Linked DNA regions of Homo sapiens: all the other regions are linked to region 2. A link is an interaction called in ENCODE POLR2A ChIA-PET data of the cell type or tissue named here. Cell type or tissue: PC-9. All regions are shown on one strand. Region 1 has its middle 4.4 kb from the start of LHX2-AS1. Region 2 overlaps NR6A1 (nuclear receptor subfamily 6 group A member 1). Region 3 overlaps HSPA5-DT (HSPA5 divergent transcript).

Evidence for each region. Peaks named below come from ENCODE experiments on the same cell type or tissue, not always from the same donor. Only the 100,000 strongest peaks of a DNase experiment are listed, where the experiment ranks them.
Region 1: POLR2A ChIA-PET joins it to region 2 with 5 read pairs; 2 of 35 experiments call an interaction of 5 or more read pairs at or near these places.
Region 3: POLR2A ChIA-PET joins it to region 2 with 8 read pairs; 3 of 35 experiments call an interaction of 5 or more read pairs at or near these places.

What each region holds. Positions count from the first base shown.
Region 1 is chr9:124,003,777-124,006,276 of GRCh38, forward strand. No RefSeq gene overlaps it. Among named protein-coding and RNA genes, the nearest start is that of LHX2-AS1, 4.4 kb to the right of the region's middle. RefSeq lists an enhancer at 1,050-1,807. In PC-9, no CTCF peak of the experiment used is centred here; no DNase peak of the experiment used is centred here.
Region 2 is chr9:124,720,142-124,722,641 of GRCh38, forward strand. The region is part of intron 2 of NR6A1 (nuclear receptor subfamily 6 group A member 1); the gene reads right to left. LOC124902269 (a long non-coding RNA gene) reads right to left here. Exons shown (of 2, transcript XR_007061772.1): 1 at 1-2,500. Among named protein-coding and RNA genes, the nearest start is that of MIR181B2, 28 kb to the left of the region's middle. RefSeq lists an enhancer at 823-1,332. In PC-9, no CTCF peak of the experiment used is centred here; a DNase peak (open chromatin) is centred at 1,110; H3K27ac peaks cover 706 bases.
Region 3 is chr9:125,251,657-125,254,156 of GRCh38, forward strand. The region is part of intron 1 of HSPA5-DT (HSPA5 divergent transcript); the gene reads left to right. Among named protein-coding and RNA genes, the nearest start is that of GAPVD1, 8.9 kb to the right of the region's middle. In PC-9, no CTCF peak of the experiment used is centred here; no DNase peak of the experiment used is centred here.

The sequences.
Region 1 (2,500 bases), 720 kb before region 2:
TCACCTCATTGTGTCTGACCTATCACTTAATTAATCTCTCCCAGAGCAGAGCTGTTGACAATACCAAAGATAAGCAGTATTTTGAACAAAGCAGGAAGCTTTTAAAAGAACAAGCCACAGTGAGGTTTGAGGCTCTTAAAAATGTGTAAATCATCAGCATTAGGATGTAAGGTACCTTTATAACGTAGCTGAAGCTCAGAGATGATCCCACCTTTGCCAGAAACTTTCTGTGCCTTTCTTTAGCCATGGATGTCTTTAGACATTCATATTCTGCCTCTCCCCTCTGCTGCTGGTTCCCTTTCTCCTGTCTTTCCCTTTCTCTGGATTCATACTCTCCATGGCTACTTTCCTGAAAATTGTTCTCTGCTTTCCAGCCTTGCCTTTGGCTCTTCACATCCTTTTTTTAGTGTTAGGGCTGTCGAGGTAGTCAGCTTCTAAGGCTTTGGGGGACAAACTATCGACTGCATCTGCTGGTACCTATGAAGGAGGACATTTGTGCTGCAGGCACCTTGGTGACATACAGGGAATAGTTCATTAATTAAAAGACTTGCTAATTGCTGCTTGAATTACTGTACAGAAGGAATGAAATGAGTTTGTAAAAGATGACGATTTGGAGAATGCATTTTTTTTTGTTTAAAATATTTTTATAAACAGCTCCTAGAAAATGTGTTGCTTTTGCTGTTGACTCTATCGTCAACAATTCAACTGAGCTTCAATTAATGATAATATATGGTCTGGGATCCTTCGCTGGGCCCGACTGATGGAAGAGCTTTGTTGAATTTGGTGCAGGTGGCACTGTTTAATAAGCACAGGAAAGAGTGAATAATGTAGTGCTTGCAAAGAGAAGTAAATGCAAAATAGATCGCTCTAATTATGGCAGCCCCCAGAAATGGAGATGCAAGCTGAAATGGCCAAGTAGCTGGGAAATTCTAAATAGTGTCGATTGTCCCCTGCCTTTTTACTTTCGAGGGCTGACATGGTAGCTTAAAAGTAAATTTGGGTGAGCTCATCTCACTCAACACAAACAGAAATTCAAAACCTGAGTCTGATGACCTATCAATGTTTGCCTTCACTGTCTAGAATCCATTACCAGATAGTAAAACTCAGCACTAAAACAGGGCCATCTGAACATTTCTTCCTGCAAGAGATCGGCACAAGCTCTTTACAACTAGCATTTGTATTTTATTGCAAAGTGCCAGGAGATTTTGTTTTTGTTTTTGTTTTGTTTTGTTTGAATTTCTTTATGCTTGAGAAAATTAGCCTATAGGAAATCAAAGTGTGAATACTTAAGCAAACAGAATTTCTCATATACCTGCAAGGGCTTGTAGTGATTTTCATTCATGCAAAGATAATCAATGGGACATTAGTTGTTTTAATTAATGGAAGAATAAAAATGTTGGGGAGGGGTGCCAAGGGACTGGGCTTCAGCTGAAGCATGTGTGGGAAATGACTCATTCCTCACCTAAAGAGACAATGCCAACTTCCCAAAAGCAGGAGAGATTTGCTAATCAAACCAGTGGAAAGTTGGACTTGGGTGTGGGAGGGGTCCTGTTGAAAGTGTAGGGGGAGATATGGTGGTCACACTGGGCATTTTTCCTCCCCTGCAACCTCAGTGTTCCCCTTGGAAAACTAACACATCCTACATCATCTTCTAGGAGAGGAATTGTCTTACTTCCTAGGAAGTTGCACTTTGTGCTGGGAGCCTAGCATGCTTTGTGATGGTAAAATAGTGCCAGTGGCTGGGAAGCTCAAATCAACATTCTTTAGCCTGGACTAAAGAGAGGCTGGGGCTGAATGGGTGTGCTAGACATGGGGTGATCTGTAAAGCGTGGCTCCAGCAAGTGGGTAGAGACCCTCGTCCTCTGATTGAGAACCCAAGGAGGAGCCAAGTCCAGCATCTTTAGCTAAAAACTCCTTTTTTGTTATGTAGAAATGTTTACCAAACCCAACTCCAGTCAGTGCTGGCTGGGCACTCCAGTCGATTGGTGTTAGCGTATGGGAAGCTCATAAAAGCTTTATGGGGAAACCTGTGCTTAGAAATGGAGTTTAGAGGTGTCCTGCTGTCAGAGAAGGATGGCAGAGATGCCTTTGAATGAAGAAGGCTGTGATAGGAAAAATTTTTAGTCTCAAGTGCATGGAAATATGAGTTGTCAGACAGTCAAGGGTTCATCTGCTTCCTCCTCTTCCCCCGTCCCCACTTTTTCCATACAAAATCTTTTGGATTCTCCTCTAAGCAAAATGTGGTTTCCTATGTGAGGAAATTTGTTGCTAGTTTTTCTTGTGCTTCAACCTGAAAGGCTGGCAGAGCAACCAGGTTAGCAAAATGGCCCTACTAGTACTGGATATCATTCTGGGCTAGATTAAAAAGAAATGATTGTCAATAAATGACTGTAGTTATACCAGTTGGGGAAAAAATGGCATCTTTTTGCAACATTTACCTTTTTTGGTTTTGCTTCCAGGGAAATTTACATCATTGCATGGAAATTAGCCGTGAGGGGAT
Region 2 (2,500 bases):
GGTTCAAGCAATTCTCCTGCCTCCATCAGCCTCCCAAGTAGCTGGGATTACAAGCATGCGCCACCACGTCCAGGTAATTTTGTATTTTTAGTGGAGATGGGGTTTCACCATGTTGGCCAGGCTGGTCTCGAACTCCTGACCTCAGGTGATCCACCCACCTCAGCCTCCCAAAGTGCTAGGATTACAGGCGCGAGCCACCACGCCCGGCCATCTTGAACATTTTAAATGTTGACAACTAACATGATTTTATTTAAACATCCTGGAAGTCAAACAAAATACATCTATAGGGCAGACTACACTTAGGACATGGAATTTTGTACTAACAGATGAAAAAGATCTTTAACACTGTATTTTCACTTTGAATCTTATTTTGCAGTTTTGATTTTCTTATGCTTACCAACAAAGCACATTCAATTTTGGTTCACAATGACTGTCGGCTCTCTTCAAAGAGAGAGGCTTATCTTTTCTTTCAGATCATATCTATGACAAATACTGGACCAAAATAAAACAAAAACAAAGTAGCTTCAGGTAAAGAGGCAAAGAGTGGTCCCGGTTGACCAAAGAGTACCCAGAAAGGGCCTCAGTTAGAACTGAGTTATTATAGCCTCAGCATGCTAAGAATATGTGAGATATTTAGAAAAAAAAAGTTAATTTGTAAAACTATGTACAACTTTGAAGACAGTGACTTTAATCTAGGGTATCCCCCCACTACTGATACGTTTGCCTAACACAGAAGGTTTTCTCTTTGGCAAGAGTTCAAAAAAGGAAGAGAAGAATTCCCATGTATTCCCTTGTTATCAAGCACTGAATTTAAGCAACCCCTTTCAGCTTTTTTTTAATAAAATAAAACAAATGTTTATTAAAAGTCTTTGTCTCATCTGAAAATGTTACTGCAATATTGCTCCCATGGAAAGAACAACTGCAGAACCTAACTAGCCTCAGAATTTCTTCTCATTCCTTCTTAGTCATTCATTAAAATCTCCAGACTTAGATATTCAAGCAATCCCTTCACCCACCAGAGATAGTGGCAGACATCCAAGACTATCCAAGGACCCAACAACCGCCTTTGAATGCAACTATCTTTTCATCAACTGTAAACAAGTGCTAAACTCTCGGCTCCATAGGGAGTCCCTACCAAGTCAGTATAAACTCAAATAGGGGCAGAGGTCAAGGGGATGAGAGTTCACCCTAAGCTCTGGATCTCATACCACCCCTACCCTGATCAAAACAATCCTTATCAGAAGGGAACTCCTCAGCAAAAGGCCACATTCAGAAGGCTTGATCTAGCAGCAATGCCACAGAATCAACTGAAGCTTTGGAAGCAGGCACTCGGAACTGTTATGAATGTGACATAGCAAAATCACTAACAGTGTTGCAGAGAAAAAGGGACATAAAGGGAGGAAACAAGGGAGATTTGTGAACTATCTTAAGTTGCTTCAGGAAAGAACTCACTTGAAAAATAGTGGAATAATCCTGAATCTGAGCCACAGAAGACAACTCGGGAACCTATTCCACAATGAATCATTCTACTTTGTGTCCAAAACCACCCTAATACACGCAGAAGAGGCCCAGATGACACTTCAAAAATAGTCTTCATTCTTTTACACAAAAACCCTGATTATATATGTTATAAATCATTACACTGCCTTAAAGTCTTCCACCATCAGCATTTGAGATCTGTCACAATCAAGACAGCTAGAGACAGGATAGAAATTAATTATTTAATAAAGCAGGGGCTCTGAAGTCTCAGATACTTCACTAGGTACTTTGGGGTGAGTCATTTAATCTCTTCAGGCCTCATAGTTCTCATCTGTAAGATGGGGATTGTATCTTTTTAAACAAATCTTATGAATGCTTAATAAAAAATGCATGTGAAACATTCTGTGCATAGTAAATATTAGCTATCCTTACTATTATGTGGTAAAAGCCACATCATATTTTGTGTCTGCCTTCCTGATTAAACCAGAGTCCTTTCTGGGCAAGAACTATGTCTCAGCTTGGCACCCAAAGTAGGGAGGGAGAAAAGAACAATAAGTGCGTTAAATGAACTAAGTATTACCAAGTCAAACTTAAAATCAGATCATTTTATATGCTATAATCCTTCTCACACTTACTGAATATACGCAAAGTGCCTGGCACACAAGGAATACCAAATACACAAGTAAATGGTAATTTCCTTTTCTTCCTTCATCTGTAACATTCAGTCTTAAGTTCACTCTCTGCAGACATTTGGGCTTATATAAACTACTTTCTGAGACCAAAAATTGTGACACATAGTTTGACAACTAGGAATAAATCCATTAGAACATGTGACAGAATACTGGAATTTTAGGGTACGCTAGCTGAGATGTACACATTTCTCTTTTGTAGCTGGAAGAATCCACAAAAAAATATCTTTGGGATCCCAAGTCACGTGACAGTTGAATGCAAAGCCAGAGCAAGTTCGTGGTGCCAGGCTTTCTTTTTATCTTGCCTATTTTTTATCTTGTTTTTTTCATCT
Region 3 (2,500 bases), 530 kb after region 2:
TAGGCCTTTCAAAGGGCTGAGATTACAGGTGTGCACCACTGCGTCCAGCTGGAGCTGCCTTTTGTTGATATGTAAAGAGTAGCTACCCTTTATGTATGATGTGCCGGATGTTTTATTTTTTAATTTTATTTTATTATATATATTTTTGAGACGGAATCTCGCTCTATTGCCCAGGCTGGAGTGCAGTGGTATGACCTCAGCTCAATGCAATCTCTGTCTCCTGGGTTCAAGTGATTCTCCTGCCTCAGCCTCCCGAGTAGCTGGTATTACAGACGCCCGCCACCACGCCCGGTTATTTTATTTTATTTTTTTTTTGTATTTTTAGTAGAGACGGGGTTGGTTTCACCATGTTGGCCAGGTTGGTTTTGAACTCCTGACCTCAAGTGATCTAGCCACCTCAGCCTCCCAAAGTGTTAGGATAACAGGCATGAGCCACCGTGCCTGGCCACGCTGGATGTTTTAATTTTTTTTTTTTTTTTTTTTTGAGATGGAGTCTTGCTCTGTCACCAGACTGGAGTGCAGTAGCATGACCTCGGCTCACTGCAACCTCTGTCTCCTGGGTTCAAACAATTTTTGTGCCTTAGCCAGCTGGGACTACAGGCACGTGCCACCACACCCAGCTAATTTTTGTATTTTTAGTAGAGATGGGTTTCACCGTGTTGGCCAGGATGGTCTCAATATCCTGACCTCGCGATCCACGCGCCTTGGCCTCCCAAAGTGCTGGGATTACAGGTGTGAGCCACTGGGCCCGGCCTTTTTTTTTTGAGACAGGATCAGAGCACAGTGGTGTAATCTCAGCTTACTGCAGCCTTCTCCTCCTGGGTTCAAGTGATCTCCTGCCTCAGCTTCCCAAGTAGTTTTCTTTTCTCAAAAAAAGAAAAAAAAAGATATTCTTTTTTTTGAGACAGAGTCTCACTCTGTCACCCAGGCTGGAGTGCAATGGCGCAATCTCAGCTCACTGCAACCCCCGCCTCCCAGGTTCAAGCGGTTCTCCTGCCTCAGCCTCCCGAATAGCTGGGACTACAGGTGTGTGCCACTACACCCGGCTAATTTTTTTGTATTTTTGTTAGAGATGAGATTTCACCATGTTGGTCAGGCTAGTCTCGAACTCCTGACCTCATGTGATCTGCCCACATTGGCCTCCCAAAGTGCTGGGATTACAGGACTTTGTAATCAGGACCATGCCCAGCCAAACTTTGTCTCACTATAGCTTTCTGATGTATTTATTTATTTACTTACTTATTTTTTAAATCTGTATACTCAGAGTGCTTTATGATGTCTTGATATCGTTTAGAACAAGTGCTTCCACATTGCTCTTCTTCTTCAGGAATGTTTCTGACTATTCTTGGCGTTTTGTATTTCCATGTAAGTTTTAGAATCAGTCTATCAAGTTCACAAACCAAACCTGTTACATATTGTTAAGTTAGAAAAAAAAAAAAAGCAGGGCCTGGCGCAGTGGCTCATGCCTGTAATCCCAGCACTTTGGGAGGCCGAGGCGGGCAGATCACGAGGTCAGGAGATCAAGACCACCCTGGCTAACACGGTGAAACCCCTATCTCTACTAAAAATACAAAGTATTAGCCAGGCATGGTGGCAGGCACCTGTAGTCCCAGCTATTCAGGAGGCTGAGGCAGAAGAGTCACTTGAACCCAGGAGGCGGAGGTTGGAGTGAGCCAAGATCTTGCCGTGAGCCAAGATCTTGTCACTGCACTCCAGCCTGGGCAACAGAACGAGACTCCGTCTCAAAAAAAAGAAAAAAATATTGTAGGCTGGGCAAGGTGTGTTCCCAGTGCTTTATGATGCCAAGGTGTGAGGATCACTTGGGGCCAGGAGTTTGAGAGCAGCCTGGGCAAATAGCGAGACGCCATCTCTACAAAAATATAAAAATAAAATAATAATAATAATAGAATTAACCAAGCACAGTGGTGCACACCAGTAGTCCCAGCTAGTAGACTGAGGCGGGAGTATCAGTTGAGCTCAGCAGTTTGAGGCTGCAATGAGCTACAATCACACCACTGCACTTCAGCCTGGGTGGAAGACGAAAACCCTGTCTCAAAAAAAAATAAATAAATAATAAATGGTATAGTACTATCATACTTTTGAGTAATCTGCTTTATTATTTTTTCCTTTTTTTTCTTTTTTTGAGACGGAGTTTCACTCTTGTTGCCCAGGCTGGAGTGCAATGGCATGATCTCAGCTCACCACAACCTCAGCCTCCTGGGTTCAAGCGATTCTCCTGCCTCAGCCTCCCAAGTAGCTGGAATTACAGGCATGCACCACCACATCCGGCTGATTTTTTTGTATTTTTAGTAGAGATGGAGTTTTGTCATCAGAAATAAAAAATTTCCATTTTGAAGTGAAAAATTAGGATACTTCAGTATGGCTGGGCGCAGTGGCTCATGCCTGTAATGCTGGCAATTTGGGAGGCCGAGGCAGGCAGATCACTTGAGGTCAGGAGTTCAATACCAGTGTGGCCAATATGGTGAAACCCTGTCTCTAC